Linked DNA regions of Homo sapiens: region 2 is linked to region 1. A link is an interaction called in ENCODE POLR2A ChIA-PET data of the cell type or tissue named here. Cell type or tissue: HCT116. All regions are shown on one strand. Each heading gives the region's core, and the rest is flanking DNA. Links, peaks and the distances in the headings are about the cores only.

Region 1 (16,419 bases), core at 3,714-11,713:
AACCATGTACGCTCATGTAGCAGCAAGAGAAAATGCTTGAGGAAGTTGAAAGACATTTGAATTTGGTGGGTCCTTAGTTAAAAACTGAGATTAAGTCTTCAGTGGTTGAAGTTCTATTTACTGCTGGCAAAAAGCAACTTCATGGTTTGAAAAAAAAAAAAGACATACAAAATACTCATACCGCATTTTAGACATCAAATAACTCTTATAAAATAGCATTTTTGATGAGTTAAGTGTAAATGAATCAGAAACATAAGGATTTAATTTCCCTTGAAATACACAGGGGCTTAAAAATTAAGAGAAAAAGTGCCTGGCAAAATGTGTTTTGTATTTTGCCAAGTCCTAAAGATTTAAGAAGCAGTTCAAGATGTTTCACCAGACCACTGAAAACATCGCTGGGTTCTCCCATCCCTTCAAGAGCAGATCTAGATATTTTATTCCTTCTGGCTGGCTTCTCCAGTCCTAGGGGGTTGGAGAGAGGGTGGGGAGTTGTGGCACATGCTTGTTGCAGTCTGTCTTTGTTTTCTACTGCTTGCATCTTAACATGGGTCCAGATATGTGTCTCTTTTCACACCCTCACTGTCCCTACTGAACATGGTTGCTTAGAAATCAGGGATAATAGTTTATTCCCTAAAGTTACTTAGCAAAACTTTGTGGGAAAGCATACCTCCATGTCCACTAACACTGTTAGTCTATCAAAACTTCTTTTAAAGCCTTGCACAGTGGCTCATGCCTGTAATCCCAGCACTTTGGGAGGCCAAGGTGGGCAGATCACTTGAGGCCGGGAGTTTGAGACCAGCCTTGCCAACATGGGGAAACTCTGTCTCTACTAAAAATATAAAAATTAGCCAGGCTTGGAGGTATGCACCTGTAATCCCAGCTACTTAGGAGGCTGAGGCAGGAGGATCACTTGACCCCAGGAGGCAGAGGTTGCAGTGAGCAGAGATTGTGCCATTGCACTCCAGCCTGGATGAGGGAGTGAGACCCTGTCTCAACAATAAAGTAAAATAAATTTATAAACTTCTTATAAAAAAAGGAAGTCTGCTGGTACTAAATAAGTAATTTGAATTACGTTTCACTCCAAAATTTAATAATGAAGCCTGAGGGAAAATTAGAAATGTTCAACATAAACTGGATATTTAAAAAATTAAAACAAATTAGACTGTGCTCAAAGATATACTTTGCTATTGTATTATTTAGTAAACATTTTATCGTTCAAATTTCCAAATGTACACAAAAATAGAGAGAATGGTATAATGAACCCCTTGTGCCATGATGCAGCTTCAACCGTCATCATCATAGTGCCATAAAAAAGATTTTTTAATCTTGAGATTCATAATATGACATTTTTAAGTCAATGGGCAATAAACAAATAAGATTGGCATCTATCATATGTGGGAAATGAATGAGATAATTAGAGTTAAATAAATCTAAGATAATGCCTATGCTAGGTAAGGTGGATACAAAAAAGATAAGTATTAGCAAAAGGAATGTGTCTGTTTAGTATGTGGCATAGATCGTAAGTGTAAAAAAAACACTCTCTTTAGTGTATTTAGTATGAACACGAAAGAGTGTGACCCTATATTTACTAAAAAAACAAAAGCATAAAAGAAAAACAAAAAAAGGCCAAAATTCCCACCCTTCAGAAACTTGATATAGTGGAGAAGGCAACAAGTAGATTGTTTTCACGGTATTAATGCCCCAAAAGAGAATTTTCAAAGACTTATTTAGAAGTACCCCAAACTCTTTCTACTAGGACTGAGTTACACAATTCAGTTAATTATTTTCACTCTTGCTTGGAACTTAGTTGCTATCTTACCACCATGAAAAGTTCCCTAAAGGCTGTGGGAATTAGCAAGCTGTTGGGTTTGGCAAGAGAGGGTCATCTTAAGATTACATTTCTATCAGGGAAGCTGGGAGCCAGGGGCCCACCCTTGAGAGATGAAAGGCCAAGTTTATTTTGACTTTCAAGAGCTTGTCTCTCTTTGCCATAGGCATGATTAAATGAACCTAAACTCTTCCCTCTTGGATGGAATGCTTTGGCAGGTGGTGGGGTTGGGGGCATAAGACTCCACAGTGTAGTCTGTAAGACACCAAATAGCCAATGTGACCATTGATTTTATACCACCCTACTTAACTGGGGCCTTTTGGCCAAGTAATTAATAACCTGGGTATTTGGAGAATGCATAGGCAACTTGGAATAAAAACGCGTCTCTGTGCAAAGGGACACCTAATAATTTGTATGTTGAAGCTCCAAACGCTGGTACTCAGAATGTGACTGTATTTAGAGACAGGATCTTTAAAGAGATAATTAAACTAAAATGAGTTCTGTAGGGAGGGACCTGATCCAGTATGACTGTCGTGCTTATAGGAAAAGAAAATTTGGACACATATATACACAAAGAGAAGACCATGTAAAGACACAGAGAGAAGACGGCCATGCACAAGCCAAGGAGAGAGGCTTCAGAAGAAACCACCTCTCCTGATACCTTGATCTAAGACTCTTGGCCTCTAGAACTGTGAACAAATAAAGGTCTGTTGTTTAAGTCACCCAGTCTGTAGTTTGTATACATACATGATTTTTAATATTGAATGTTTCTATTGAGAACGTGAGAATAACATTTGACTAGGGGTATTCGTGAAATGTATAATTTAACCAAGCAAGAAATGCTGGTGTGCTCTAGCTTATTGGATAGAGACTAAAGAAAGTGAGCAGGGGTGACAAGCTGTGCTCCTAGACTAGCAGTTTTATCTGGTTTCATCTACTCTGATAACATTCTGGCCAAATAAACAGATATAGTCAAACCCAATTAAGTATATTCAATATTTGGATTTGAATATTTGGATTAAAAAATTAATGTATAAAAAACCTATCAGCCTATGAGGCACTGTTGACATAAAAAATACCTTTTTGACAAACATGGCTGTTCTGCCAAAGCACTGTAGTATATTTTAAAACATGAGCCTAAAACTGTCTTATATACAGTGAAGTTGTCCTTAGAAAGCTTTCATTACAATCCTTTGCTGAAAAACAATTTTAAAATGTTTTTTAAATCTCATCTCATGTGTGTATATACTTATTCTATCTCCTTTATCAAAAATAGAAAGATTTCAATCTCATAAAACTAAGTCTAAGAAGCATATTATCGCAATGTGTGTGCCTGTGTATATGCAGCTGCTGTGTATGAAAAGCATTAATAATTGTTGACTGTAGGTTAAAAATAAAATAATTGATATCATTTGGATCATTTCAACCTTCCAGTGGAGTGTGTGGATGGCAAGACTTCAAGTATGAGATGAAGTTGCAAGGTCTTAAAAAAAAAGTCGTTTAGTTGGATTTCTGAAAACCACTTCTTGCTCTATGAATACATGGTTCCTATGATGGTCTTCCGTGAAAATGTGTAACAATATTCGAAAGGAAACATAAGGCACAGCATCATCATACAGCTTCATCATACGTTACAGCCCTCCCTCTCACTCAGTGCAGAGATTTTCCAGTTGCACACAAGAAATATTAAATGAAAATATCCTTTGCAAAATGTTAAGTGCAATATAAATATTTGATTATCGCTTTTTAAAAAATACTTTAAGTAATGCTGTGTTGGGGTACGGTAGGTGTAATTCCAAGACTCTGAGTCCCAGAATGGAGGAAGAAATTGCATATCCCCCATAGTATTTAACAAAGGACCAATTAGAGCACTTTCTTGAGGCCTCAGAAGTGAAATTTGCTTCAGTGTCCCCTTATGCCCCCTTACTGCTACTCCGAATCAAGAAACCCACTCCCTCTCAAAAAAGACCCAGAACCTCAGAGATAATCAAAATCCAAGTTGAGAGAAAGGAGGACCTTTTATTTCCCACAATCAGTTCTGTGCTAGGAAAAGTGGATGTTGGAATTAAAGTCAGGATTCGCCCCCAGATGATCTCATCTTGCCCCAGCTGAAGGGAAAGTTTCAGGTAGGGACCAACTGGGGGTGCGCAGCAGCCTCCAGGACTCAGTGGGGTCATTGTGAGGATTCTGGGAGCTCCAAGGCTGTGTTCCCCCTGCATGTTTCTGTGTGCTATGTAAATACATGGTGGCATCTAGAAAAAGAAGACTGCCAGCCCCATTAAATCTGTTGCATGAATAAAGATATTGGCCTTCATGCTCTACTCTCCAAAGATCAGCAGGAATACGTTTGCTGAAACTCCAGAATCCCAGAGATATCCTTTTCTCTCCCCCATTAAAAAGGTCTAAGCTGACAGAGGAAGACCCTCCCTGGTGCGGAGTCCTTAGGCGGTCACAGCCTCCTCTTGCTTTTCCAGATCTCTGGTTCTGTATGAGAAGCAGGGAGGAGGAGTATGAACCCAGAAGCAAAGTCAACACAAAATCTTCAGGGTGAGTGTGAATCACAGAAAAATAAAATATTCTCTATGTGTCCAGCTCTAGGACAGTGATTTGATTAAAATTCAAAATTAGATTATTGATCCATTGGTGAGGATTTAGAATTGAACTTTGAAGATGGATTTTTTAAAAAATGTTTTTAAATGGAATAGAGCCAAGAATAATTTGACAGCTTAAACCCTGCTGGTAATCAACCCCTAGAGTCATTAAGAAAGACAGGAGTGGGAGGTGAAACATCTGGAGAAATGTGAGCAGATAACGAATTGGGTGGGTTTTATAAAAGCTAAATGCTATCTGTAGGAAGCAGAGTTATAAAAAAATTGTGAGGCAATAACCCTGAGGTCATACAAGGGTTAAGAGGAAACCTTGACTCCTTCCTGGGCAATTCTTCCAGGGAGAATGGCGATTGAGTATGCTATTTCTCACAGCAGCATTCACGCATGGTCAAACACAGGTAGTCAAAAGACACTATCCAAAAAGGGTCTTATTATGTACCAGGTCAGCCTGCAGCACTGGCCTCCCCAACCCAACCGTGGCACCCTTGGCCTGGGCACTTCAGATGGTGGCCATTAGGGAGCCGGTCAGGATACAATGAAGAGAGCACAGCCTTCAAAGTCATGAAGGCTAGGGTTCAAAAATTGCTGCTGTCATTTATCAATTATAGGACCTGAAGATATTTCTCAGATATAAAGGTATTTCTCCTCTGTGAGCCTCATTTTTCTCACTTGATGAATTTGGATAATTATGCCCACTTTGCATATTTTCCTGAGGATTAAATGACATAACACATCTGACAGTTTCTCGCACGTGCCAGATGATGGCTACATGTTTGTTCTCAAATCCTCTTCTCACTCTTTTCCCCCTCATTCATTCATTCAGTGCTAACTATGTACCCTGCACAAGGCACTGAGGCAGAAAAATGAACAAGACAACTCCTATACTAAATGGGGTCATAATTGTGAAAAAGATAGACACACACTGGTAACTATGATATAAGTAGAAGTGATAGAAATTACACAGGGTACCAGTAAGGAGCAGAGAGGGTACCAGTAAGGAGCAGAGATGAGGAGTGTGAAATTCAGCGTAGGATGGGGGAAATCAGGAAGCCTTCCTGGAAGAGGTGGACCTGTGTTTGGTCCTACAGGACTAGTAAAAGAGGACGGTATATACAAAGGCAAAGCATAACTCATGTGGCGACCTCCTACATTGTAGTGTGGCTAGAACCTAACAAGTCCGTCAGAGAGAGCAGTAAAAGAAGAGAGTGTGAGGACAGGCAGGGAATCTGCTCACAGAGTGCTCAGCATGGCACAGCATAGAGCATGGATTTAACCCCTCCCTGGGGTGGCTTGGGCCGCCTGCTGCTTTCTTCCATTGGTCTTGCAGGTATATTCTGACTTAGAGAAATCAGCCACCATAAATTATAAATATTTGAGAGACTCCAAAGGTGAAGAAGGGTGCAATGAAGACCTGGATTGTGTCCGATGGTGTTACCTGGAATGACTTCTGCAGTTATTCCAAGCACGTCTGTCTAGCTTGTGACGCCATGCAGCTAGGTGAATTTGCAAATGGTTTTGCATGAAAAGGGCCGGGATCTAGGGCAGCACAAACCCAGGCATAAGGCCTTATGTATAGGCCAGTATTTCAATGCAGAGCCTGTGACGGTCTTGGCAAGCTCAACCTGTGATGATAACATAATGCCCAGTGCCAGATCAAACAACGCTTTATAGCCTCTTCCCACCCTGTGAGTTCCAGGAGGGAACCCTTAGGAGGACCAGCATCATCCCTCAGCCTCCGCTGCTGCTTCTGCCAGGGAGACAACATTTTCAAACATCTTTGCAGCACCTCCAACTGTGTCTTGCTGGGACAAGCTAAATCACTGAAGCTGTTTTAAAGTCCTCGGTCTCTGGCCCCATAAGAAAAGGGACGTACACAGCTCAACATTACTCTCTGCAGTATTTCCAAAGCTTTCTTATGGATTCTGAGCCATAGATTTGAGGCATAGCATGAAAGTCAGTTCTTGAATAGTCATTCGTTTTAAAAAAAAAATCTGATTAACATTCTATGGTTGAAGAGAATAAGTGGAATTATTTTGTAAGGTCATTTTCTCATCTAATTTCAGGAATCAGTTCAAGGGGTCTGCAAACCCAAATCCTAATGGGGCCAGGCAGGAAATTTAAATGTGTGCATTGGGGAAGAGGCAAGGCAACAGAGAATAATAAAGGAATTTTATGGTAAGGGAAGAAGGCATATCCCACCAGAAACATTGTCTTTTTAACTGAAGTATCCAAATTTGATCTAAAATAAGACTAAGTTGGCTTAAAAATATTGCTATATGGATTTTCTCCCTGCTGTCTCCTGCCTGCTATGTGACTCCCTGGTGGCACATACAATTATAGAGACTTGACCGATCTCCATGTATTTCCTCTACCATCGCCTTTGAATGCCATCTGCATTTCTTTACCTCTCAGGGAAAAGCTACATTTATCACCTTAGCCATGTTTTCCAAACTGGCCTTTTACATACATGATACTGATGCTTGAGAGCTATGCCACCATACTTCTCCCTTCCCATTCTAGAAATCTTTCCTCTGTGAAGGCCCAGATGTTTCCAGCAATCTATTATGGAATCCTGACTCACCCTAGAAATAATTGTGAAAGAGGCTATATATAAGGCAAGACCACATTGGAAATTTAAAAGTAGCCAATTAAACAAGAAATGATGGTGTCTTAGGTAGAGCTTTCTAGAAATAGAAATATGATGTGCTGTGACTTGAAAAGGAACATCAGGAAGTGTACATATTCATGAGAACAAGCTGTGTGAGTAAGGGAGAAGTTTTCGCAGATAAGGTGTATCACAAAGTGATCACCATTACCAGACTCTAACGTTTATTTGGCGAAACACTGAACACTGTCCTGTGAAGACTTTATAGGAAAGAATGATGACAAATCTCTCTCCCCACAAAAGAGGATTCTCCTCTTGAATTCTTAAAATTGCAGTTCTTAATGAAAGGATAGTATAAAGTACACAACTGCGAATAGCACAGACACATAGAAAGAAAGTCTTCCTCTATTTCACAGGCTGCTTGTAGGTTGATGGTCAAGTCATTCTGAGGAATCACATCTACAATCTGAGAATCAAATTAGATCCTAAAGGTTGACATCAGTGGTTCACTTGCATGATGACATGTCTCAGGCTCCTAAGATTGGAAAAGTGTAGTAGTGATATGCCCAAGGTCATATCATGAGTTCACAGGGGCCTGCACCCATTTCTCCCCTTCCACCAAAAGGAGGCTTCTCTTAGGCCAATTTACAAACAGCCCTTGAGTCATCAAATCCAACTATTAATCATTTTAAAAACTGAAACTGGATTGTTTTAAGAACTGGACCATCAGTCTGATTCAGATTATCTCTAATATTTGTGTTTATCAACGTAAACTAAAATGTCTCACTTGATAACTAGTTACTCAGCATACCATTTGACCAAAACATTTATATAGCTTTGGAAAATTATGATCTACATGTACACATTAGAAATAATAAGAGTTTGATAACTTTTAAATCCTTATTATTTCTATTATTGTTATTTTAGAAATTTAGACTTCATTTAAGCAAGATGGAAAAATGACACTTTTTTTTTGAGACAGGGTCTTGCTCTGTCATCCAGGCTGGAGTGCAGTGGTGCAATTGCAACTCACCACAACCTCTACCTCCTGGACTCAAGCAATCCTCCCACCTCAGCCTCCTAAGTAGCTGGGACTACAGATGTGCACCACCATACCTGCCTAGTCTTTTTTGTTGTTGTTGTATTTTTGTAAAGGCAGGGTCTTGCCATGTTTCCCAGGTTGGTCTGGAACTCCTGGGCTCCAGTGATCCTCCTGCCTCGGCCTCCCAAAGTGCTGTGATTACAGGCATGAACCACCATGCCTGGCCAAAAAAATGATACTCTTTATGTCAGTTTAAATCATATCCTTATCCTATAAGACGTTATTCATTTGTCGCTCAGGCTGGAGTGCAGTGGCACAATCTCAGCTAACTGCAACCTCCGCCTTCTGGGTTCAAACAATTCTCCTGTCTCACCCTCCCGAGTAGCGGGGATTACAACCACGCCACTACACCCGGCTAATGTTTCGTATTTTTAGTAGAGACGGAGTTTCACCATGTTGGCCAGGCTGGTCTTGAACTCTTGACTTTGTGATCTGCCCACCTCGCCTTCCAAAGTGCTGGGATTACAGGTAGGAGCCACCGTGCCCGGCCATGAGATTTGTTTTGAGAGCCTTTCTAAGACTCTCTAAAAAGGATCTCAATAAAATGTGATTTATTTACAAGTCCAATAGCATCAAGTATAGAGCTTAAAGGAGAAGAACGAAAGCCGCCTGTCAAAAGCCGTTGTGCAAACCTCACCCTGCCAGCAAACCATGTGACACATGGTGCTCGTGCCACAGAGGGTGAGTCTCTTAAGTTCCAGTCGCCATCCCTGCGTGGTGACCATTAAGTCAGATGAGGTGGACACCGATAAAGCATGGATTCAGCAGGACAAATGAACAAGATCAGCCCTCATATTGGGATAACATTTTGTCCAGTGCATGATTTGTCCTAATATCAAAATTATGATCATTATCTAGATAAGCATAATAAAACTAACAGTAACAACGACTGAGTCACTGTGCCGGGGACATCTCTAAATTTTTTGTAAGTATCTTCTCCATTATTCCTCACAACAGCTGGCTGAAGTCAGTAGTATTTGCCTGCTGTATAAATGGGGGGAAACTGAGGCTGAGGGAAATCACTGTTGGCGTCTTTTTTTTTTAAGCTCAGCTGTCTTGCTCGAATTATTTTTGTAAATTCTGAATAAATGTTTTGTTTGAATGGTTTAAAATAATATTCAAGAAAGATACAGTGTGGGGTCTGGAAGCTTGGCAACTTCAAAGGTGTTAATAGCCTTTTTTTTTTTTTTTTCCTGAAAATCACACAGGACCCCTGTGTTTTGAAATGGACTTACTGGCTGAACATTTTGTATGTGCCAGTGTTAGAACAACAACAACAAAAACCACCCCAGTCCTTACAGATGAGGTTGTTTTACCTCCCTTCTTACATTCTTAACTCTTTAAGGGGTAAAGATGGTCCATCCCTCCCGACAAACCTCAGAAGAGAAGACCTGTCCCCCACAACCCCACCTTCAGAGCTGCTCTGTGTGCAGATGCCCCTGGCCAGCTGAGGGCGCTGTGCAGAGCTCCTGGGCAGGCTGCCTGGAAGGTGCTGCATGGGGCAGGCTGGGGAGGGGGTGGTATGATCATACTAATCCCTCAATCTGTGCATGATGCCTGCCCCGTAGTGTGGACGTTGCTAGAATGTGTGGGGTCCAGGGACCCTCAACATCTACAAAGTGTCCTGCACCTACAAGGTACAGTTCTGAAGCTGCCCACCTGGGTCCATATCCTCCTTGCTAGCTTCTGCAAGCCATTTAACCCCTTCTGGGCCACCTTTTCTTCACCTGTAACATGGAACTACTATTACTAATAATAAAAACAGCAGTGATAATAACACCACGATACTCTTCAAAGGATTGGTGTGAGGTTTAAACAAAATATTGCATATGAAGCCCTTTCATCACAGCCTGACATACAGTATGCATTCAATAAACATTGACTATTTTTATAAATATTTAAAGGCAATTTCACAAAAGCATTCAGCAGAGCTCCTGGCTCACAGTAAGCATTGTAAGTGTTTTGTTTCTCTGTTTGGTGTTAGGATTATTTTTCCTGCCCTCACTATCCTCCTCCCTCGTTATATGAGAGGGTGGAGTAGCATAAACAGCGTGGTCTTTGAAGTCAGACCAACCTGAGTTCAAATTCCAGCCCGGACACTCACTACCCGTGTGAACTGGGGAAGTTACATAATCCTGGCAGCTTCAGGATTCTGATCTGTGCCATGCAGCGATTACCTCCTACTTCAGAGCATTAAAGGAAAGAGACCCACACAGCCTGGTGCCTCGAGAGTACTCAAGAAACACTAGTCCCCATTCAGTATCTGTATCTCCATCTTCACCTGTGCTGCTTCTCCCTCAGGACACATTGGGTCAGCAGTCACATGGCCTGGAGAATATATGGGACATCCTCTTTCTGCTATACTTGTGTTTTTCATCCTCACAATTGCCATCTGAGGCAGTGAAGAGTGTTAGTGATGCATCACTATAGGATGCAATCACCATATAATGCAGGTAAGATGCAGTTAGGGTGCATTTTGAGCTTCTGGAATCTGAGGCTCAGAAAGGTTAAGTAACTTCTGCTTTGCTACACCACCCAGCTAGCAGCCAACAGGGCTGGATTCCATTTCACGTTTGTTTGACTCCAAAACCGTTGCCTTCTCACTATCCCATATTGCCTCTTCTTGAGATCAGAAAATCTCTTTTTTCAATACCCAGTTGTAACTTTCCATCCTACCCCAGGTCAACCCCACGGAAGCCCCTGTGGCCCTCCTCAGTAGGAGAGAGAGTGGCTCATTCTTGGGGTGTGCACATCCACACAGCCTACAGTACAAGAGAAGAAGGGGGCACCTTCAGACTGTGTCATCGAAGGGAAAATTCCTGAATTCTCTCAAATTGCATAGAATCCTGCAGCTATTCCTTCTGCTTGAAAGATCAAGGACGAGTCTCCTGATGGAAAGTATTCTTTTTGCCCAGGCATCTTTGTGAGGACTCTTTGGGGTGTGAATAACAGAAAACCCAATTCAAGCCAGCTTAAGGAAACAGTGATAAAACCCTCTGGCTCACATACAGGACACCCCAGGGCTAGGGCTGATTTTAGGCACAGCTTGGTGCAGGGCCTCATGGGAGTAACCAGCCCCAAGATTTCTCTCTCCATCTCTTGGCCCTGCTTCCTCTGGGTTGGCTGCATTTTCAGAACAAACTCTCCCTTTGTGGCGGATGGAATGGTGGCACCCAGAAAGATATATCACATCCAAATCCCTGGGATTTGTGAATGGTATATTATTTGGAAAAGACGTAATTAAGTGAAGGATCTTAACATGGAATTTTTTTTTTTTTTTGAGACGGTGTCTTGCTGACCTCAGGTCATCCGCCTGCCTCGGCCACCCAAAGTGCTGGGATTACAGACGTGAACCATCACACCCGGCCTTGACATGGAATTATTCTATATTACCCAGGTGGGCCCTAAATCCAGTGACGGTTCATTCTTATAGGAGATAGCAAAGACAGGAGGCCAAGCATGGTGGCTCACGCCTGTAATCCCAGCACTTTGGTAGCCCGAGGCGGGCGGATCATGAGGTCAGGAGATGGAGCCCATCCTGCCTACGGTGAAACTCTGTCTCTACTAAAAATACAAAAAAGTAGCTGGGCATGGTGGTGGGTGCCTGTAGTCCCCGCTACTCGGGAGACTGAGGCAGGAGAATACCGGGAACCCGGGAGGTGGAGCTTGCAGTGAGCTGAGATCACACTGTGTCAGGGATTGGTTCCTCCCGGTGGGTTCTTGGTCTCGCTGACTTCAATAATGAAGCCGTGGACCCTCGTGGTGAGTGTTACAGTTCTTAAAGATGGTGTGTCTGGAGTTTGTTCCTTCAGATGTTCAGATGTGTCCAGAGTTTCTTCCTTCCGGTGACTTCAGGAGAGAAGCCACCAGACCTTCACAGTGAGTGTTACAGCTCTTAAAGGCAGCGCATCCAGAGTTGTTTGTTCCTCCAGGTAGGTTCGTGGTCTCACTGACTTCAGGAGTGAAGCCACAGACCTTTGCAGTGAAGTGTTAAAGCTCATAAAGGTAATGCAGACCCAAAGAGTGAGCAGCAGCAAGATTTATTGTGAAGAGCGAAAGAACAAAGCTACCACAGCATGGAAGGGGACCCAAGCAGGTTGCTGCTGTTGACTCCCGTGGCCAGCGTTTATTCCCTTATTTGGCCAGCCCACATTCTGCTGATTGGTCCATTTTACAGAGTGCTGATTGGTCCATTTTACAGAGTGCTGATAGGTCCATTTTCCAGAGTGCTGATTGGTCCATTTTCAGAGTGCTGATTGGTATAAACAATCCTTTAGCTAGACACAGAGTGCTGATTGGTACGTTGTTACAGAGTGCTGATTGGTGCATTTACAATCCTTTAGGTAGACACAGGGTGCTGATTGGTGTGTTTTTACACAGTGCTGATTGGTGTATTTACAATCCTTTAGCTAGACACAGAGTGCTGATTGGTGTGTTTATAATCCTCTAGCTAGACAGAAAAGTTCTCCAAGTCCCCACCCTACCCAGAAGCCCAGCTGTCTTCACCTCTCAGCACCACTGCACTCCAGCCTCAGTGACAGAGCGAGACTCCATCTCAGGAAAAAAAAAAATAAAGAGAGACAGGAAGGGAGAGGACACAGATGGAAGAAGAGAAGACCTTGTGAAGATGGAGGCAGGGATGTGAGTGATGCAGTCACCAGCCAGGAAGTTGAATGAGGCAAGGAAAGCACTTTCCCTAGATCCTCTGGTGGGAGCTTACTGACACCCTGATAAGGGATTTCTGGCCTCCAGAACTGTGAGAGAGTAGATTTCTATTGTTTCAAGTTACCAAGTTTTTAGGATTTTTTTTAAATAGCGGCCTCAAGAAACAAATCCAGTGGCATAGTATTGCAGTCACCCAGAGCTCACGTTCTCATAACTTTGAGTTAAAAAGAAGAGAGACAACCTTCTGGGTCTTTACAACAAAGTTGTAAGACTCACTTCGAAGGTGTTAAGCTAGTTTTGTGCTCATCCTAATAGTCTCTTTGGCCAGGGTCATTCCAGTTATGAGTTCTGCCTTTCACCCCAACTGAAGCCTTCAGCAGGCAACATGGGCAGAGTGAGGAAGAGGAATCCCCAAGCCAAGACCAGAGCTGTTGCCTGCTAAAAGAATGATACTTGGGAGAAAAACAACAAATGTTCACCACGCTCCTAAAACATCCACCCAGATGGAAGTGGAAGTCATAGTTGGTTGGTTTTACTCTCTGCATGGTCATTATTACTGTAATGTCCTATGAATACACTATTGGCATTTTGCAATTATTTGTCCTCTTCCAAACTTAGATGTTTGACATTCCTTCTGAAATTAAGAAATTTGTTTTCTTATTAACCTTTCCCCTGTCTCATTTGTAACTCCTTACTCACCCAATACTTGATGTGAAGTTAGGGGCCCCTCCACAGCTGAACTGCAAGCTGCTTAGGTCAATGCTGAGACTTAGTTCCACTGAACAGTTTTCATCTTATACCCAGAGATTTGATTTGTAATCTCACATTTCTCAAAAACGAAGTTTCTATATATAAGGAGGCCTATTTCCTGGCTTTCTATTCTTTCTATTGGTCCTTTTCTTTTTTTTTTTTTTTGAGACCAAGTCTCACTCAGTCACCCAGGCTGTAGTGCAGTGGCGCAGTCTCAGCTCACTGCAATCTCCACCTCCCTGGTTCAAGCGATTCTCCTGCCTCAGCCTCCCGAGTAGCTGGGACTACAGGCACATGCCACCATGCCCAGCTAATTTTTGCATTTTGTGTATTCCTACATACGCTTAATAAAAATCTTAAGATGCAGTTCAGATGTGTTCAATAGGGTGTGATGGCTGAACGGCCCCTACAAGTACAAAAGAGGGTCTTGAGGCTGCTCTTGGTAAGCTGGGGGTGGAGATGGATTAAAAATTTGGTGAGTTTTTGCTGGAAATTTTCAGAGCTCTCACATTATAACTGGAGCCAGGCAAAGTTAAGATAAGATTAGAAATTTTAAGTGTGAATAATTTTCTGAGTATTCGCCATCCCAGCAGCCACCAAACCCTGAGAGGTGATATTTGATATTTGTATTTTCCTCTAGCACATTTCCCTAGCACAAGGGGTGTGTGTTTGTGTTTGTGTGTATGAAGAAAGAGAGAGAGAGAGATGTTAGGTAGAGCACCTTCAATGTGCCAGCCTCTATACTATTTGGCAGAGACCTTGGCACAGAGTAAGTATTTTTGGTGTTATTAATGTTAATATTATTATTAATAGTTAATTTAAGAGTCACAGAAACCTTATAAGATAAGGTTTATCTTATAAAAGATGACAGTTAAACTATGTTATAATATAAACATAGTTTAGCCCCATTTTATGCGTAAGAAAACTGAGCTGCAGAGAGGTCAATCAATGTATTTAAAGATGCATGGCTAATCAGATGTAGGCCTGGCCAGGATTTGAATTCAGGTCTGTCTGACTTTTGTGCTCCAAGCCCTTTCCTGTTGTCTGGTTCTCTCTCTCTCTGCATTCTGCATTCTGTAATTGCATTGTAAATTACTTCACTAAGAAAATCATTCAAGATGGAAAGAATAATCTACATATATATATGTTTATATATTTTATATATATATATATATATATATATATATATATAGAGAGAGAGAGAGAGAGAGAGAGAGAGAGAGAGAGACAGAGAGACAGAGAGAGAGAGAGAGAGAGACAGAGTCTCACCCTGTTGCCCAGGCTGGAGTGCGGTGGTGTGATCTCGGCTCACTGCAACCTCCGCCTCCTGGTTTCAAGTGATTCTCCTGCCTCAGCCTCCCAAGTAGCTGGGATTACAGGCATACGCCACCACGCCTGGCTAACTTTTTGTATCTTTAGTAGAGATGGGGTTTCACCGTGTTGGCCAGGCTGGTCTCAAACTCCTGACCTCGTGGTCCACTTGCCGTGGCCTCCCAAATTGCTGGGATTACAGGTGTGAGCCACTGCACCCGGCCCTACAAATATATTATTAAAACTCATAAGAAACTTCAGTAAGCTTTTGGTGTATATTATTAGAATACAAAAATCAATAGCTTTCACAGATGCCAATAACAACCAACTAGAAATGGTTATTTATAAAAGTTGCTATTTGAAAATAGCCACAAAATGTATAAGGTATGCAGAAATACCTAACTAAATACTAACAAGACTAACTAAAGAATACTAACAAAAGATACGCAAGACAAATATGGAATAGATACATAGTAGATACTTTGTTATGAAACTAACAAAAGAGTATAAATTGAGTAATACACCATGTTCATGAATAAGAAGACTCAATGTCATAAATTTGTCTCTAAATTAATAGACAGTAGACTCCATTATAATAAAAATTCAGATAAGCATTTAAAATAGCTTTGACAAGCTTAATCTCAAATTTATATTGAAGGATAGAGGGCCAAGAATACTTTAGAAGATTTTTAAAAATAATAACAATAATAGAGGACTCACTATGCAGAAAACAAGACCTTTATTAAGATTGTGTGGTAATAAACAGACTAATTGAAAGAATAGAAAGCTAGGAAATAGGCCTCCCAATATATGGAAACTTGGTTTTTGAGAGTAGTGACATTACAAATCATTGTGGGAAGAATGAGAGATTTAGTAAATGATAGTGTGATAATTAGCAATCCAGATGGAAAAAGTAAATTAGGTAACTGCAAAGTAAAACAATAACAATATATCAGTTCTTACCTATCTGATTTGCAAACATCTAAGAGTTTGGTATTACAACGTGTGGATGAGGATGTGGGGCAAAGACACCCCCATGCTCTGCTATGTGGAAGTCTGAGTTGCTGTAACCTTTTCAGATGGTCATTTGGCACTGTCTGGTAAAGTTACAGATGTGCAGATTCTACTGCTCAGCAGTTCCATTTCCCGGGAAGCTCTGGCACATATGCACAAAGGACGCAACCAAGGACAATTTCACACAATGATGTATGTAACAGGAAAAATCAGAAACATTAAATATTCACCCATAAAGGTGTGAGAAAAATAAATTGTATTCTAAAGGCTGATCTATACTATTTAAAATGAAAAACTAAATCTACATATACCTACCCAAGTAAATCTTGAAAATATGTTACATGAACAAAAAGTTGGGATAGGCTACTCACAGTATACTATTTATATAGTTTGTTTTTTTTTTTTTTTTTCAAAAAAATCACATCATGTTATATATTGGTACGAGTGCAGATTGTGGAATACAATTGCAACATCCCAGAGAGAGGGGTACCTGCCAACTTTAGGGTGATAGCATTTTCTAAGGTGAAAAGGAGAA
Region 2 (16,419 bases), core at 3,491-11,490, 54 kb after region 1:
ATTATAATACTTCCTAGGGAATCCTCACCACATTATTCCTTAAAAACTAACAACAGAAGTTATTTGTGCTTTATTATTATTCAAGTTTAACTTTAGATTCAATTGGCCACTCATATTTATATGATTTTATGGGTGTATATACTTACAAATACAGTTACCAGTATTTTAGTTCCATTAAAATAATACTCTGTAAATTTTGAGGAATAGCATTAAATTAGTGTTTTTTTAACTTTAGTCATTAAATCACTGTCTTCTTGGCAAATCTATGTCCAAACTGTACAGTTACTTAATGTTTTAATAATACATGTAAATGAATTGTGTGACTTAAAAGAGGAATAAGAGAGAAAATGGAAGAAAAGAATTTCTGTATTAAGTGCACAGCCAGCTCTTCCACACCTGATCTTTCCACTGGTGACAAACTTAGTCTCTTCCCTTTACTTAAAACTTCTTACACTTCTTGGAATGATTTATCACTGTGGACTTGCTGTTGTTGAGCCCAGAGAGAACTCATAATGCGGTCATCTCTGACTCCTGGGTGCCTTTCAGTTTAGATCATCTGAAACCAGAATTCGCCATAATCCTTCCTTTTTTTTTTTTTTTTTTTTTTTTTTTTTTTGAGATGGAGTCTCACTCTGTTGCCAGGCTGGAGTGCAGTGGTGTGATCTTGGCTCACTGCAACCTCCGCCTTCCAGGTTCAAGTGATTCTCATGCCTCAGCCTCCCAAGTAGCTGGGACTACAAGCACGCACCACCATGCTCAGCTAGTATTTGTATTTTTAGTAGAGACAGGGTTTCACCATGTTGGCCAGGATGGTCTCGATTTCTTGACCTCATGATCTGCCTGCCTCGGCCTCCCAAAGTGCTGGGATTACAGGCGTGAGCCACCGCCCATAGGCCATTATTATAACACCTTTTATATAGTGTTAGATGTCTGATCAATGTTTTATTGGATGTTAGGTGTCTGATCAGTGTTTTATTGGATCACGTGTTGTTGAATTTTGAGGCCTATTGCTTTCATATTGTAGCTTCATATTAGCACTGAGAAAGGGAGGTTTTCTTCTGTGTTGCCTTTAAACTCATGCATTTGCAGCTGTCAAAGGAAGCATGGCACACTGTTATCTAGGGCAGGAGCTTACCATCCAGGATCCATCAGCTTCAACCCACAAGAGCAAAATTAACTGGAATTCTGTCCAGGAATTCCTTCCACTTTAAAACGGAGTAGAAGCAAGGTCAATATAGATGACATACGTTTTCTTATTATTATGTAATTATTGTAGGGAATAAATATTTAAGATACCTTTTAAAGATATGTAGAAAAAGAAAAAGATATTCTTAACACCCAATGATTAGTCACTATTATAATTTCCTCAGATCATATATCTCTTTAACTACAATTAATCTGCTATTTTACTTGCCCTCTAAGTTTTTTATTTCAGTCATTAGAATTTTTATTCTGCTTTATTTTCATTTTGCTTTTTATTTTCTGTAGGGTATAGAAATTCTATTTTCTTCCCTCTTTTCTTTTCTCATAGTGTCACATCTTTTCCTCATATTTCTTATATCATTTAAAAACCTACTTATTTAATGGTCTCTTTCATTTATCTCAAATTCTTGAGGTTCTAATGCTCCACTCTGCCATGTCCACTCACTCCTCCTCTGGCAGATTATTTCCCTGCATTGTTTGTAATACTTTTAAATTAGTTCATTTTGTGTGTGTGTGCAGTTACAGAAAACAGAAACATTACAGAAAACATTTGTGTTTTTTACAGCGAGGCATTGCAACAGTAACACTTATCTGGGATGGGTTTTTATATCAATTTCTTCTAAATTACAGTGAAAATGAACATTTGGATTTCACCCCTGCATTGGTTTCCTGGGGCTGCCATAACAACGTACCACAATTTGGGTGGCTTACAGCAACAGAAATGTATTCTGTCTCAGTTCTGGAGGCGAGAGGTCTGAAATCAAGTGATAAGTAGGGTCATGCCCCCACTGCGGGCTCTAGGGAAGAATCCACACTTGCCTCTGCATGGCTTCTGGTGGTTGGTGGCAATCCTTGGCATTCTTTGGCCTGTAGCTGCTTCATTGCAACCTCTGCCTCCATTGTCATGTGGCTTTCTTCCCTTGTGTCTATGTGTGTCCCTCCTCTTCTACAAAGACACTGGTCATTGGATTCGATGTCCATACTAATCCAGCATGACCTCATCTCAACTTGATTACATCTGCACCAACTCTGTTTCCAAATAAGGTCACATTCACACATACCAAGCACTAGAACTTCAACATATCATTTTGGGGAGCACAATTCAACCCACAGTCACACTCACACAGGTGATACTATGCTTGGGAGAGGTGAGGTTTCATGTTGCTTCTCTGGGTCGGTGAACAGGCTTTTTCTGGTGTTCATTGTATTTATTTCATTCCATGGTATGTTTCTGTTTACTTTAGTCTAAATTCCAAGTTACTAGCCCCTTGCTCGGGAAAGGCGAAGAGGTATGCCAACCTAACCAAAATTTATAATAATTATTCTGATTCCATAATGGGAGCATCAGTGAAACCTTGGGGATTTCATCCTTGTAGAAATAAATGTGCTTAAGTAGGGTCTATGTACATCTGGAAGTGCCTCTTACAAGGTGACACTCAGAAAATACTAAATTTTTGTTGGTTTGTCCTAAGCTGTGAAGGCCTTATTTGAATTAAGACCATTAGAAATATCATTGATGTTGCAAAATGTATAGGCTTGCCACAATAAAACCTGCAATTTTTTATAATATGTTAGTCATTAAAGGGACCATTCCTGTTGGCAATATCATTAGAACTTATATAAAAAAATTGAAATCAAAACATTGTATGTTTTTTGTTTTTGTTTTTGTTTTTGAGACAGAATCTTGCTCTGTCACCCAGGCTGAAGTGTGGTGGCATGATCTCAAATCACTGCAACCTCCCAGGTTAAAGCAATTCTCATGCCTCAGCCACCTGAGTAGCTGGGATTACAGGCAAGTGCCACCACACCTGGCTAATTTTTATATTTTTAGTAGAGACAGGGTTTCACCATGTTGGCCAGGCTGGTCTTGAATTCTTGACCAAGTGATCCACCCACCTTGGCCTTCCAAAGTGCTGGGATTACAGGCATGAGCCACCATGCCTGGCCAATAAAATTCTTTTAAGTTAATTTAGATATATATTTTCAGTCTTGGCCATATCTAGAAAATGCATAACATAAGAAGTAGTCCAAAAACAAGAAAATGAAAGATAAGTTTGGTTAATTACTTGTGTCTAAAATATATTATGTATGAGTTAAAGATTTTTAAAAGCTAGTGATAAGAAATAAGTTGACAAATCAAGCTCTGAAACACATGAAAATTTCATTACAAACACCAAGTATTCCAGAAAGGTCTCAAATTATAATGGTTGACACCAATTTTCCTTATAAACAGCCACTGTTGGTAGCAGCTTGTTTTCAAGAGAGGTCAGGAAGTGGCTAGTGTTAACTTTACCCAGAAAATATAAATCACATTCCAGCATTTTCATCTCAGATACTCACAAGCTCAGAAAAATTACTGCAAAATGGTACTGTTTTCATACGAGAAAAAAGAAGCAGAATTATTAGCAAATCTATTATTTCAAGCCTAACACTTAGCTCATGGGAAAGACAGCAACTGAACAGCAGTTGAATGCTAGGAAATTCTAGAAAAGGCATATGGTGTTGTGTCAAATGCTAAAGAACTGAAGATTCCATTCTTACAGATAAATCTGAATGCCAAAAAAGCAGCCTCTTTATATTTAAGTAGATTACATGTCAAGTGTTAGGAAATGACTGAGAACTGGCTAGATGAGATCAAGAGTTTGGAGGCCAGGTGCAGTGGCTCATGCCTGCAATCTTAGCATTTTGGGAGCCCAAGGTAGAAAGATTGCTTCAGCCCAGGAGTTCAAGACCCACCTGGGCATTATAGTGAGATCTTGTCTCTACCAACAATTTAAAAATTAGCTGAGCATGGTGGCATGCACCTGTAGTCCCAGACACTCTGGAGGCTGAGGCAGGAGGATTGCTTGAGCCTAGGAGGCAGAGGTTTTAGTGAGCTGAGGTCACATCACTGCACTCCAGCCTGGGTGCCAAAGTGAGACTCTGTCTCAAAAAATAGAGAAAGAAAGAATTCTGTATGGAAGAGTTTAGTGAGGGATATTTCCAGAGATCCCTTCTAATATCATGAAACTTGAAGAAATAAATCAAAATACTTCTATTTTGAGCAGTTCTATAAAGAAAACTGAAACAAGACAAGACAAAACAAAACAAAACAAACAATCAAAAAGACAGGCAGCTATGAGACCAGAAAGCTGCCCTAAAATATGGAATAACAACAAAAAAACTATCCAGCCACTAAATATTTCTGCAGTCTACCATTTAACCGTTAAGATTGGGATTGTAAAAAGTTCCTAGAGAAAAAGGTAGGAAGGAAACATACCAATTGTTGATAAAATCACTAGTCTAGCTTGAAAACCCTGTGCTGGAACAGCCAGGGGTTGACACAGCGTGGACACTGGCTACCAAAATTAGGGCTTACAAAATTGACAAATGGGATCTAGTTAAACTAAAGAGCTTCCGCACAGCAAAAGAAACTATCATCAGAGTGAACAGGCAACCTACAGAATGGGAGAACATTTTTGCAATCTACCCATCTGACAAAGTTCTAATATCCAGAATCTGCAAGGAGCTTAAACAAATTTACAAGGAAAAAACAATCCCATCAAAAAGTGGGCAAAAGATATGAACAGACAGTTCTCAAAAGAAGACATTTATGTGGCCCACAAACATAAGAAAAAAAGCTCATCATCACTGATCATTAGAGAAATGCAAATCAAAACCACAATGAGATACCGTCTCACACCAGTCAGAATGGCAATTATTAAAAAGTCAGGAATCCATACAGAACATAGGCTTGGGCAAAGACTTCATGACTAAAACACCAAAAGCAATGGCAACAAAAGCCAAAACTGACAAATGGGATCTAATTAAACTAAAGAGTTTCTGCACAGCAAAAGAAATTATCATCAGAGTGAACAGGCAACCTACAGAATGGGAGAACATTTTTGCAATCTATCCATCTGACAAAGGGCTAATATCCAGAATCTACAAGGAACTTAAACGAATTTATGAGAAAAAAACAAACAACCCTATCAAAAAGTGGGCAAAGGACATGAACAGACACTTCTCAAAAGAAGACATTTATGTGGCCAAGAAACCTATGAAAAAAAGCATCACTGGGCATTAGAGAAATGCAAATAAAAACCACAATGAGATACCATCTCATGCCAGTTAGAATGGCGATCATTAAAAAGTCAGGAAACAACAGATGCTGGAGAGGATATGGAGAAATAGGAACGCTTTTACACTGTTGGTGGGAGTATAAATTAGTTCAACCATTATGGAAGACAGTGTGATGATTCCTCAAGGATTTAGAACTAGAAATACCATTTGACCCAGCAATCCTATTACTGAGTATATACCCAAAGGATTATAAATCATTCTACTATAAAGACACATGCACACTTATGTTTATTGTAGCAAGGTGCCTGCACAGGTGCAGTGGCTCACTCCTGTAATCTCAGAATTTTGGGAGCAGACGTGGGCAGATCAAGAGGTCAGGAGTTCGAGACCAGCCTGACCAACATGGTGAAACCCTGTCTCTACTAAAAAAACAAAAATTGGCTGGGTGTGGTGGTGGGTACCTGTAATCCCAGCTACTCAGGAGGCTGAGGCAGAAGAATCACTTGAACCCAGGAGTCGGAGACTGTAGTGAGCTGAGATCAAGCCACTGCACTCCAGCATGGTGACAGAGTGAGACTCTGTCTCAAAAATAAATAAATAAATAAATAAAAGAAAATGTGGCACATATACACCATGGAATACTATGGAGCCACAAAAAAGGATGAGTTCATGTCTTTTGCAGGGACATGGATAGAGCTGGAAACCATCATTCTCAGCAAACACACACAGGAACAGAAAACCAAACACCGCATGTTCTCACTCATAAGTGGGAATTGAACAATGAGAACACATGGACACAGAGAGGGGAACATCACACACTGGGGCCTGTTGCGGGGTAGGGGGCTAGGGGAGGGATAGCATTAGGAGGAATACCTAATGTAGATGATGGGTTGATTGGTACAGCAAACCGCCATGGCATGTGTATACCTATGCAACAAACCTGCACATTCTGCACATGTATCCCAGAACTTAAAGTATAATTAAAAAAAAAACCATTAAAAAGTCAGGAAACAATAGATGCTGGCGAGGCTATGGAGAAATAGGAATGCTTTTACACTGTTGGTGGGAGTGTAAATTAATTCAACCATTGTGGAAGACAATGTGGCAATTTCTCAAGGATCTAGAACCAGAAATACCATTTGACCCTGTGATCCCATTACTGGGTATATACCCGAAGGATTATAAAGCATTCTACTATAAACATATGCACATATATGTTTATTGCAGCACTATTTGTAATAGCAAACACTTGGAACCAACTCAAATGCCCATAAATGATAGACTGAATAAAGAAAATGTAGCACATATACACTATGGAATACTATGCAGCCACAAAAAAGAATGAGATCATGTCCTTTGCAGGGACATGGATGAAGCTGGAAGCCATCATTCTCAGCAAACTAACACAGGAACAGAAAACCAAACACTGCATGTTCTCATAAGTGGGGGCTGAACAATGAGAACACATGGACATAGGGAAGGGAACATCACACACCAGGGTCTGTTGGGGGGTTGGGGGGAAGGGGAGGGAGAGCATTAGGAGAAATACCTAATGCATGTGGGGCTTAAAACCTAGATGACGGGTTGATAGGTGCAGCAAACCACCACGACACATGTATACCTGTGTAACAAACCTGCACGTTTGGCACATGTATCCCAGAACTTATAGTAAAATTAAAAATTAAAAATAAATAAAAAAATAATAAATGGAAAACAAAGCAAAACAAAATCAAGAGCTCGAGTTAACAACTCAGGCTATGGACGCAGACTGAATTTCAAGCTCCAGCTCCTCCCTATGAGGCTTCTGGTGATGGATGTGATAAATCAACAACTAGTCAATAGCCAACATTTATTTATCACTTGCCATGTGCCAGGCTCTGTTCTAGGTTTATTGCATTAAATTAACAAAACAAACAACTAGCAAGTGAGTGAATCCAGGGTTCCTTTGCAAAAAGTCTGGCTCTGGGCCCCACAGCTATACCTCTTTGCAAGATGGTCCTTGTCTAACCACTAAAAGAGAAGCCAGGTGACCTGTGTGACCTTGAACAAATTTCCACGCCTCTCTGTATCTTATTTTAAAATGGGGATGGAAATTAATAGTACTTATCTCATCAAGTTGCTATGAGGTTCAAGTAAAATCATGCTCACATGCTCTTAGCATCAGATCTGACACATAGTAATAATCCACAAAAAGATAATTATTGCACTCTTCTCACTCACCATACTGCACAGCTCTACCAGATCCATGTGTGGTCCAGATTCCTTTAGGCCTCTGCAGTTTATAATTATGACAAAGTCATATGAACTCTAATAACAAAATCTCACAGAATTATAACTCCATCTCCTTTGCCCTCCGTCCCCTGACATGTCATTTCTTCTCTCCCACTCTTAGTTGCTTCCAGGAATCTGAGGGGCATCTCCCATGTCCTCACCAGGAGACTTCTGATGTTTTCTCCCTGGTCCTGAAGGCAATGTGTAGGGCCCACGAAGCCACCTGAGGGCAGCCCCCCAACCCTGTCCCTGCTGCCCGCACACCCTTTGATGAGAACGTGGCCCATGGTGTTGGCTCCCAGGGCTCACAAAGCTACAGACTGGTAAAAACTAAGTGGTTCCCTCTAAAAAGCTTTGCTTTTCTTTCTCCAGGCCTCGATGTGCCACTTTGATTCTTAATTGATCACATCCAGCCCTTGGTATAAAAATATGTCCTTCAGCCTCTGTCTGTAGCATCTCTCCACAGGGCTTAGGCCAAGTTCATGTCGCCGGCCTGGGGAACAGACTCCATCTGCTAGACTGGGACCTTGGCTAAGGAAGTGTTGGGTTTGCCAAAGACTGTCTCAAACCAGTTAGTTTAAAATAGGATCGCATCACACAGTTTGCCAGGGGTTTTCCTGCCCTGAGAAACACCTAGAAGACTTTGGGTGCCGTTACTGAACCTGTCCACCAGCTTGAGGATGGCTGACGGAAGAGCGTCCTGCATGCTCAATGCAAGAGCACAGGTTTCATTAACATGCTTCCCGGGACATGTGCCCTGGTTTATTCCCTACCAAAATGTTTGTTGTGGTGTAGACATGTGCTTTGTCTCAAGTTGCTGTGTTATAGAAGTAAGACTATTCCGTCTGGTTCAGACGAGTTAAGATTATTTGAAATATCCTTTCTCAAATTCCCACCCTTCCCAATTCTGTCTCTATCTATTTTCTGAGAATTTCCAATTCTCCACTTCCTTTAGCATTGTCCAGAGAGTCTGCCTTCTGTGTGTGTGGCCTGACAGTGTCCCACAGTGCTGTTAAATGGGGGCTGTGGTTTATTCACTCTGTATCATTTCAACAGTGTTTCTTTTTTGGCAAGGAAGCATTCTTACATCCCACACTTCCGATTACAAGAGTCTCAGGCTGCATACATGTAAGCTTTTCTTTCCCTTCTTTCTCTCTTTCTTTCTTTTCTTTCTTTCTTTCTTTCTCTCTCTTTCTTTTCTTTCTTTCTTTCTTTCTTTCTTTCTTTCTTTCTTTCTTTCTTCCTTCCTTCCTTCCTTCCTTCCTTCCTTTCTTTTTCTTTCTTTCTTTCTTTCTTTCTTTCTTTCTTTCTTTCTTTTTCTTTCTTCCTTCCTTCCTTCCTTCCTTCCTTTCTTTTTCTTTCTTTCTTTCTTTCTTTCTTTCTTTCTTTCTTTCTTTCTTTCTTTCTTTCTTTTCCTTCCTTCCTTTCTTTCTTTTTTCTTTTTTCTTTCTTTTTCTTTCTTTCTTTTTCTTTCTCTATCTCTTTCTCTTTTTTCCTTCTTCTTTCTCTTTCTTTTTCTTCTTTTCTTCTTTCTCTTTCTTTTTCTTCTTTTCTTCTTTCTCTTTCTTTCTTTTTTCTTTCTCTCTCTCTCCCTTGTCTTTCCTCCCTCCCTCCCTCCCTTCTTTCCTTTATACAAAATCAATAATGCCATAAAACTAAGTCAAAATATACCTTGATTAGCCCCATGTTTAGCAGCTTAAAAAGCTCTTCAGATCTCATAGTAAGTTTAAAAGACAGATTTCATAGTTTGGATTCTTTCCAATCAGGTTGTTGGCTTACATCACAGGATGTCCACTGTAGTAGGAGATGCAACTCTGCACCCCATCCAGCAAGGGTGGCAACTCCTGAGCACCCTGCCCTCACCTCACTCCTCCTGTGACCCTTATTAACAGGAGGTCCGGCGTCTACAGGATCCCCCACGCCACCCACTCCTCACTCATCTCCACTCTGTCCCTGCCGCATCTGGGGAGTGGCAGTGCTTCCTCTCAGTGTTGGGAGCTCTCCAGGCTGGACTGCCCTCCAGAAGGGATCCAGCCCACTCGGCCAGGGCCTGCTGGGTGTGTACAGAGACATAGGTTGACGGTTGACACATCAACCATGTGTCTCTCTACTCTCCTCAGTCTGAATTCCAAACCATGACACAGCTTTTCGTTCCTCATCCACAATCACCCCCCAGGTTCAGGCCCTGCTCAGAGGGGCCAGAAATGGGGTCAGGTCTGATTCGGGAGGCTAGCCTCTCCAGAATCCCCTTGTGAGAGGGGTTACTCTTTCATCTCAGGATATCCACTGGTCACCCACTGTGGGGATGATTAGAAGCAAGGTCACCACCAGGGATTTCAAAGTACCCCAACTACCCTTGAAAGAAGGCTATCCTTGGTTAGTCCAAGGTGAGGAGGGACCAGGGGGTGGGGGGTTGCTGGTTTCTCAGCATCCTCAACATTTTTTGATAAGAGTAACTGACACCTTCTGCATCTCGTTGAGGTGCTCTGCAAATGCGGTCGGTAGCCACGCTAGTCACTCCCGCTTCCACTCAAATTACAGCCCTAAATTCCACTTGGATTCAGATTCTGAGGTTGTCACTCTTCCCAGGTGAATTCTTGTCCTCACCTTCCCTGTGACATTAGTGGCAATGCCCCTTATTATCAAACTCCAGAATATCAAGTTTTGGCCCCAGGAGGCTACCCCTGGATTCTAACTCATTGTATTTTGTCTCCCAAAGCATTTTCTACATTTAAAACTTTTTTTGTCTGACATGTATTAATTTCTCACTCATCAACAACATTTTGTTCTAATATGTATTATCTTTTTATAATACTTACCTTACAGTAAGATTTCCAGAATTGCCAGAAATGCAAATATTTGTTGCATGTTTACTTGTTCTGCTGAATTCTGACCCCCATTAGGATGGCAAGCAAGTGCATTTTGTCCATTGCTGGATCTTTAATTCCTTGAATATTGTTTACAGCATAGCTTTTGTTCAATAAATATTTGTCCGATAAATTAGAAAATAAATAAATGACATTCTAATTTCACCACAGAAGAAATGGCTTTTTAATGGAAACCACATCACACAATTTAAGGGCAGTCTACTGATGGAGGCAGGAGAACATGTTTCTGTTCTGGAGAGCTGCAGATGTTGCAGCAAACACATGAAGCAGCCCTTATGTGGTTACTGGATCCAGTAAATGGTCAAGGCAGGCGGGAACTTGCCTGGCCCAAGTTTTGTTGCAGTGTATATAAAACAGAGACCAATCATAACTTTGGATCCATAATTAGGCTTTTGATTTAATCTCTCTATATTTCATTTCCTTTCTAAGGAAAATAAAAAGTAATAATGTCAATTCTCCAAGTAAATTTATTTTTGATGTTGTTGGAAAGGAAAAAAGGAAATGAAGAACAAATTTGTAGAGGAAATGTCAATGGATTTCCAGATGGGGAGGTTTGGAAATCACTTTGCTTGCATTCTACCAGCCTCCATGCTGTTCCCCTAGCATGCCAAGCACAGTCCCTCACCTCAGAGCCTTTGCACATGCTGGTTTTTTGGCCTGGAAAGCTCTTGCCCAGGATTTCTGTCTGACTTTCTTATTTTTCTTTCTTCATTTTGTGGTCCTTGCCTGACTCCTCTGTGAAAAACAGATGATTCCTCCTTGACCTTGACTTTCCCCAACCAGAATATCTATCCCTGTTCCCATTCTTTATATTTCTTTATGACTTTTTTGCCAGCTATTTATTTCTTTGTTTTAGTTTTTTTGTTGTTGTCATTGTTGTTGTTGTGCTTTTGTTTTATCTCCTGCCATTAGAATATAATTTCCATGAGAGTAAGAACTTTATCTGTTTTACTGATAAAGTTTTACTTTCTAAAACAGTGCTTGATGCATAGAAGGTGCTCAATAAACATGAAAGTAGTGAAAAATTGGATGAGACTGAAGTGAGTAGAGCTTTCCTGCATAGACTAGTTGAGCTCAAATGCTGGCAAAGGTCATCCAGTGGAGTCTGGAACTGGCTCATAGCAGTTCAGGAGAACTGATTGTGCCCATTTCTTTCCAACTCTGCATTCACTGATATTATATTGGCAATTTAAAATTGGCCACAGTGGGAATATTTACACCGGAGAAATGGGCCAATGCATCACATCAGGCCTTTTCTTTCTTTCTTTTATTTTTCCTGGAGAGTCAGCTGTTAAACATTTTTCTGGCATACCATTGGCCTTAACCAGATATCTGCCTAGAAAATTATTAGGTCTGTATACATAAACAATGTTTACATCAAATAATTGGAAGTTTCGTACTGAAATGTGCTTATTAGACATGTTAGTAATTCAATCCGCCCAAGGGGAAGAGGAGTTTTAAAGGACTCAGGATGGAAGTCAAGCTTGATGAAATCAGTGACAAGCAGGAAATTCGGATCTAAGGAAAGCCAAATTTAAATAATTTTGAAGAATAGTAAAATGGATTCCAAGTGTAGAAAATCATTGATTACAGTTATGAGAAACTGCATGTTGTGTAAGACTGTTATTCTAAGTAAAGAATTTAAATGATTTCCAAGTATACAAGGAAGACACCAGAGTGTCTTGGGCTCGGAAGTCCAGCTTATCCCTGCAGTCTCCACCCAGGGCCTAGATACAGCGTATTTTATGAATGAGAAAACAGATTGGGAGGTGTAAGTACAAATCACATTTGTTCTTTTCACTTGCAAGCTAAAAACCCTCAGCACTTCTTTCAGTGTGACAGGAAAACATCCAGCTCTTTAAAAGCTGGAATCACAGGAAGCCTCTCACATTCTCTCCCTAACCAAATTTTTACCATCTCCTTTGCTCACTGACCTCACACACTTTTATATTCTAATCAGGCAAAGACACCACTGCTCTCTGAACATGGCTCGTTCTAAGGGGCGTGGCTTTGGGGTGGACTCAATGCAGATTCTGGGGCTGCTTCTTAGTTCTGGGGCTCCATGGGGTCTGGGAACCATCTCATTCTTGTCAGTACCAGGGGGCTTGTATCGTGGCATCTGTTAATATGGCTACGAATATGCTTTGCAGTTCCTCTGCCTGGAATACAATTTTGGTTTTCAACTAACAAACGCTTTCTCATTTTTCAAGATTCATACCAGATATGGCCTCTACTTAGAATTCTCTGATTTTCAGTAATTTGAAAATCAAAGAGCAGTAGAAATTCCCATTCTCAAAACATTTACAATATATTTGTAAATGCCAAAAAAGAAAAGAAGAAAATTTCAGGATGCAAAAAAAAATGCACTTACAGTATATGGGGTCCACAAAGCACATCACAACTACTGCCCTTCTACAGAGACATAGATGTTCGTAGTGTAGAAATCTCCTTTGCTTTGTACCTGTTTTGCTGCCTGCTGATAGTCTCACTAATCTTTAAATGCATGATAGGAGCAGATGCTTCTATTTTTTTCAGTGAAATCAGTCCATGAACATGAATTGGAATTGATTATAAAAATTCAAATGTAATAGAAATGTATTGCATAAAGGTTGAAAGTTTTCCTCCACTTCTCCCAATTCCACTTCACTTCCCATAGGTAGCCTCTCAAAACAGGCTTGGTACATCCCTCTAATTAGTATGCACGTGTGGGTTTCTGTGTGTGATTTCATAAACACATCAGTTTTTGTGTGTTTGCTATATAATGGAATCATATTATATAACTGTATTGTTTTGTGAGCTATTTGTTTTACTTCATAGGGTACATTGGCAACCTTTTTTGTCAGTACATAGTGCTAAATAATATGTCATGCTTTGTTTTATTTTATTAATATTATTACTATTATTGAGACAGAGTCTCGCTCTGTCTCCCAAGCTAGAGTGTAGTGGCAAGATCTCGGATTACTGCAACTTCCACCTCCCGGGTTCAAACAATTCTCCTGTCTCAGCCTCCCGAGTAGCTGGGACTACAGGCACCTGCCACCACGTATGGCTAATTTTTGTATTTTTAGTAGGGACAGGGTTTCATCATATTGGTAAAGCTGGTCTCAAACGCCTGACCTCAGGTGATCCACCTGCCTTGGCCTCCCAGAGTTTTGGGATTACTGGCGTAAGCCACTGTGCCCAGCCTTCATGCTTTATTTTAGAAGCCCCTAGTTAATGGATATTTAGTTGTTACTTATTTTTGGCCACTCCATACAAAGTACCAAAAGATGCACTTAAACACACATTTTCAGGTACATGTATAAGAATTCTACAAGGTAGATTTCTGAAAGTGGAATAAGTGGGTCAAAACACAGACACATTTCAGGTTTTGCAAAGTATTGTTAAATGGCTGCCTAGATAGGGTGCCGGAATTATGTTCCCACCGTCCGTGTATGAAAGAACTCAATTCCTCAGTAGAATGGATTTAAGAACAGGCAACTGAGCTGCTCTATTTGAGGCTAAATATAAAATCCCTTAGATTTTTAGCATTTGTGTGTACGTGTGTTTTTTTTTTAAAGTCTATCTGTGTGTGTGTTTGTAGTGATCTCTGATCCATAATTTCTGTGCAACTGCAGTTGTTTTCCATTCAGCATCTGGTGGTATCTCTAGCTCTTTAGATAGAATGGAGTTGGCCAAGGTTATCACTGGGGACTCTGTTGAGTCTATGCCCTCTTGACGCAGGCCATGCCTCTGAGAGATTCCCTTGCAAGGAACAGGTGTCCAGGGTGCTTGGAAGGCTTCTGGGCATCACGAGGTCACTGCAGAGAGCAGAGCCTCTTCATGAGTCAACAAAGGGTGTAGTGGAGGCAGTCTGGCTCTCCCCACCATACCAAGCATATTTAGTCTGGGAGGATGTGGACGGTGGGCACAGACACAGGAGGGTCCTTTGCATTCCTCTAAGCAAACTCATTTATCAGGCCGGGGGCTGATGAAGCATAAATGGCAAGGGTGTCAGGGGGCCAGGTGGCACGGTGCATGCTGCCCTGCACCTCCAAGGAATGAGGGTCAAGTGTCAGCCCTGGACACTCTCCAAGTGCCTTCTCAGGTGGATTGAGAGGCCTTCTTGTTTGGGAACAGAGATCTTTTGTTAACATACACAGAGAGGAAGCCACTCATTCCACAGAAAGCCTGCTAAGGCAGGGCCTGTCCTACATAAAAATGTTTCGGATGTATAGATACAGAGCTAAAGATAGAGATAAAGTGGCACATATATAGATATGGGCAACAGCATACATAGTCTGTGCAGTAGTACATGTTCAGATATGCCGAGATTCTCCTTGAGGGCCATATAGTGAGGGAGGCCATGGCACTCTGTAATTGAAGAACAACATAATGGAGTATGCAATTCATGAATGCAGTTTAAAGTCTCTGGGGATTTTTTTTAATTTAAAAAAAAATGTTCAAAAGTGCTTTTCCTCACAGAATAAAAAGGGCCATGCCTGCCTTTATACCTGTCTCTATGAACAGAGTGCAAGAAATGTGTATGTAAAAGATGTGATCATAAAGTAAATAGGCTTTATTTAAAAACATGTGCTTTATGAACTCAAAATATTAGCTGGAGTCTTTTTCTAGGGGAAAAAATATCTATGTGTTGTTGCAGGGATTCTGCCCTTAATTAAGAAAGTCAGCATAAATAAGAAGGTTTTTATTTAAGAACACAGTCTCCCTTCACATCTAAACTTATTTAAACTAAGACCTTTGGCATTTTTTGTAAAAGCAGAATGAGTTTCAAGGCTGAAGGAGAGGGGTGTCAGCAGCATCTCGTTATCAAAATTGAGGTGGGATGAGGTTGCTGCTTCATTGTAGATTTATACAACACTCTTAACGGAACTAAAGATTGGAAAGCAGCTCCTGCAAAATCACATATGTTATAAATTCTTTTTATTCATATATTCCTTTTTTCTTTATTGAGGTATAATTTGCATACAGTAAAATGCACATATCTTAAAGTGTACAGTTTTATGTATTTATATGTATATTTTGACATAGGACCTTACTTCATACTTTGCTGCAACGTGCTTTTTCTTTCTTTTTAATAGGCTTTATTTTTAAGAGCAGTTTTAGGTTCACAGCAAAATTGAGCAGAAGGCACAGGGATTTCCCATACACACCCTGCTCCCCCACAGGCATAGCCTTCCCAACTCTCAACATTCCCCAGCAGAGTGGTGCATTTGTTACAACCAATGAAGCTATGTTGACACATCATGATCACCCAGAATCCATAGTGAATTTTGTAAGTGTACTCATATTGCATGTCATTTATTCAGTCTGGGTTGCTGTGCTGAACATAAATTGCACAGAGGTATGCTTGTGTAATTTTTTTCAATAGATTAAGTAGAAGCTAGAAACAGAAATAGAATTGACAACCCCAAGGAGTGGGGCATTGGAAATATTGTTTAAAGCCTCAAATTATAAAGCCTTTATTTGTTTGTTTTATTTTTTATCTGTGCCAAAAGCACAAAGTATTGTTCTGGATTTTTGTGAAGACCCTTTTTTTTTTTTTTTTTTTTTTCACTGAGAACCTAAGTGAGGAAATTTTCTCTCTACATCATACCAAGGAGAGAGCTTAGCACCATTTGGATTGGTTCCAAGGACCCCAGGTAGGAGAAATAATCATTTAGATGTAAGGAAGTTGACAGAATCTCAGGTCTACAGGGTCCCCTGCCACTGTCTCCCTGCTATCACATTTTCCTAATTGCCCTCTTAATCCCACTTTCACCCCATGGCCCTCTTCCCTGTCACTTAGTGTTATCTTCTCAAAAAACAAATTCATCATGTAATTCCTCTGCTTGCCAATGGGAGGAAATCTAATTGACCTTTTAGGTTGAAATCTGAATTACCTGATCACCAGGTCTCTCATCTTCGGTCATTCCCCTACTATCCCTTATATTTCTGTGTTGCTGAATTTCACCATTGCTCAGTGATGCCAGGCCAGGACTTTCCATGAACAGAT

Evidence for each region. ChIA-PET counts read pairs that join two places held together with the same protein. Peaks named below come from ENCODE experiments on the same cell type or tissue, not always from the same donor. Only the 100,000 strongest peaks of a DNase experiment are listed, where the experiment ranks them.
Region 2: POLR2A ChIA-PET joins it to region 1 with 6 read pairs; 3 of 35 experiments call an interaction of 5 or more read pairs at or near these places.

What each region holds. Positions count from the first base shown.
Region 1 is chr7:41,306,366-41,322,784 of GRCh38, forward strand. No RefSeq gene overlaps it. Among named protein-coding and RNA genes, the nearest start is that of LINC01449, 210 kb to the left of the region's middle. In HCT116, for the core only: a CTCF peak has its summit at 9,593 (motif pointing right); no DNase peak of the experiment used is centred there.
Region 2 is chr7:41,360,131-41,376,549 of GRCh38, forward strand. No RefSeq gene overlaps it. Among named protein-coding and RNA genes, the nearest start is that of LINC01449, 270 kb to the left of the region's middle. In HCT116, for the core only: no CTCF peak of the experiment used is centred there; a DNase peak (open chromatin) is centred at 8,290.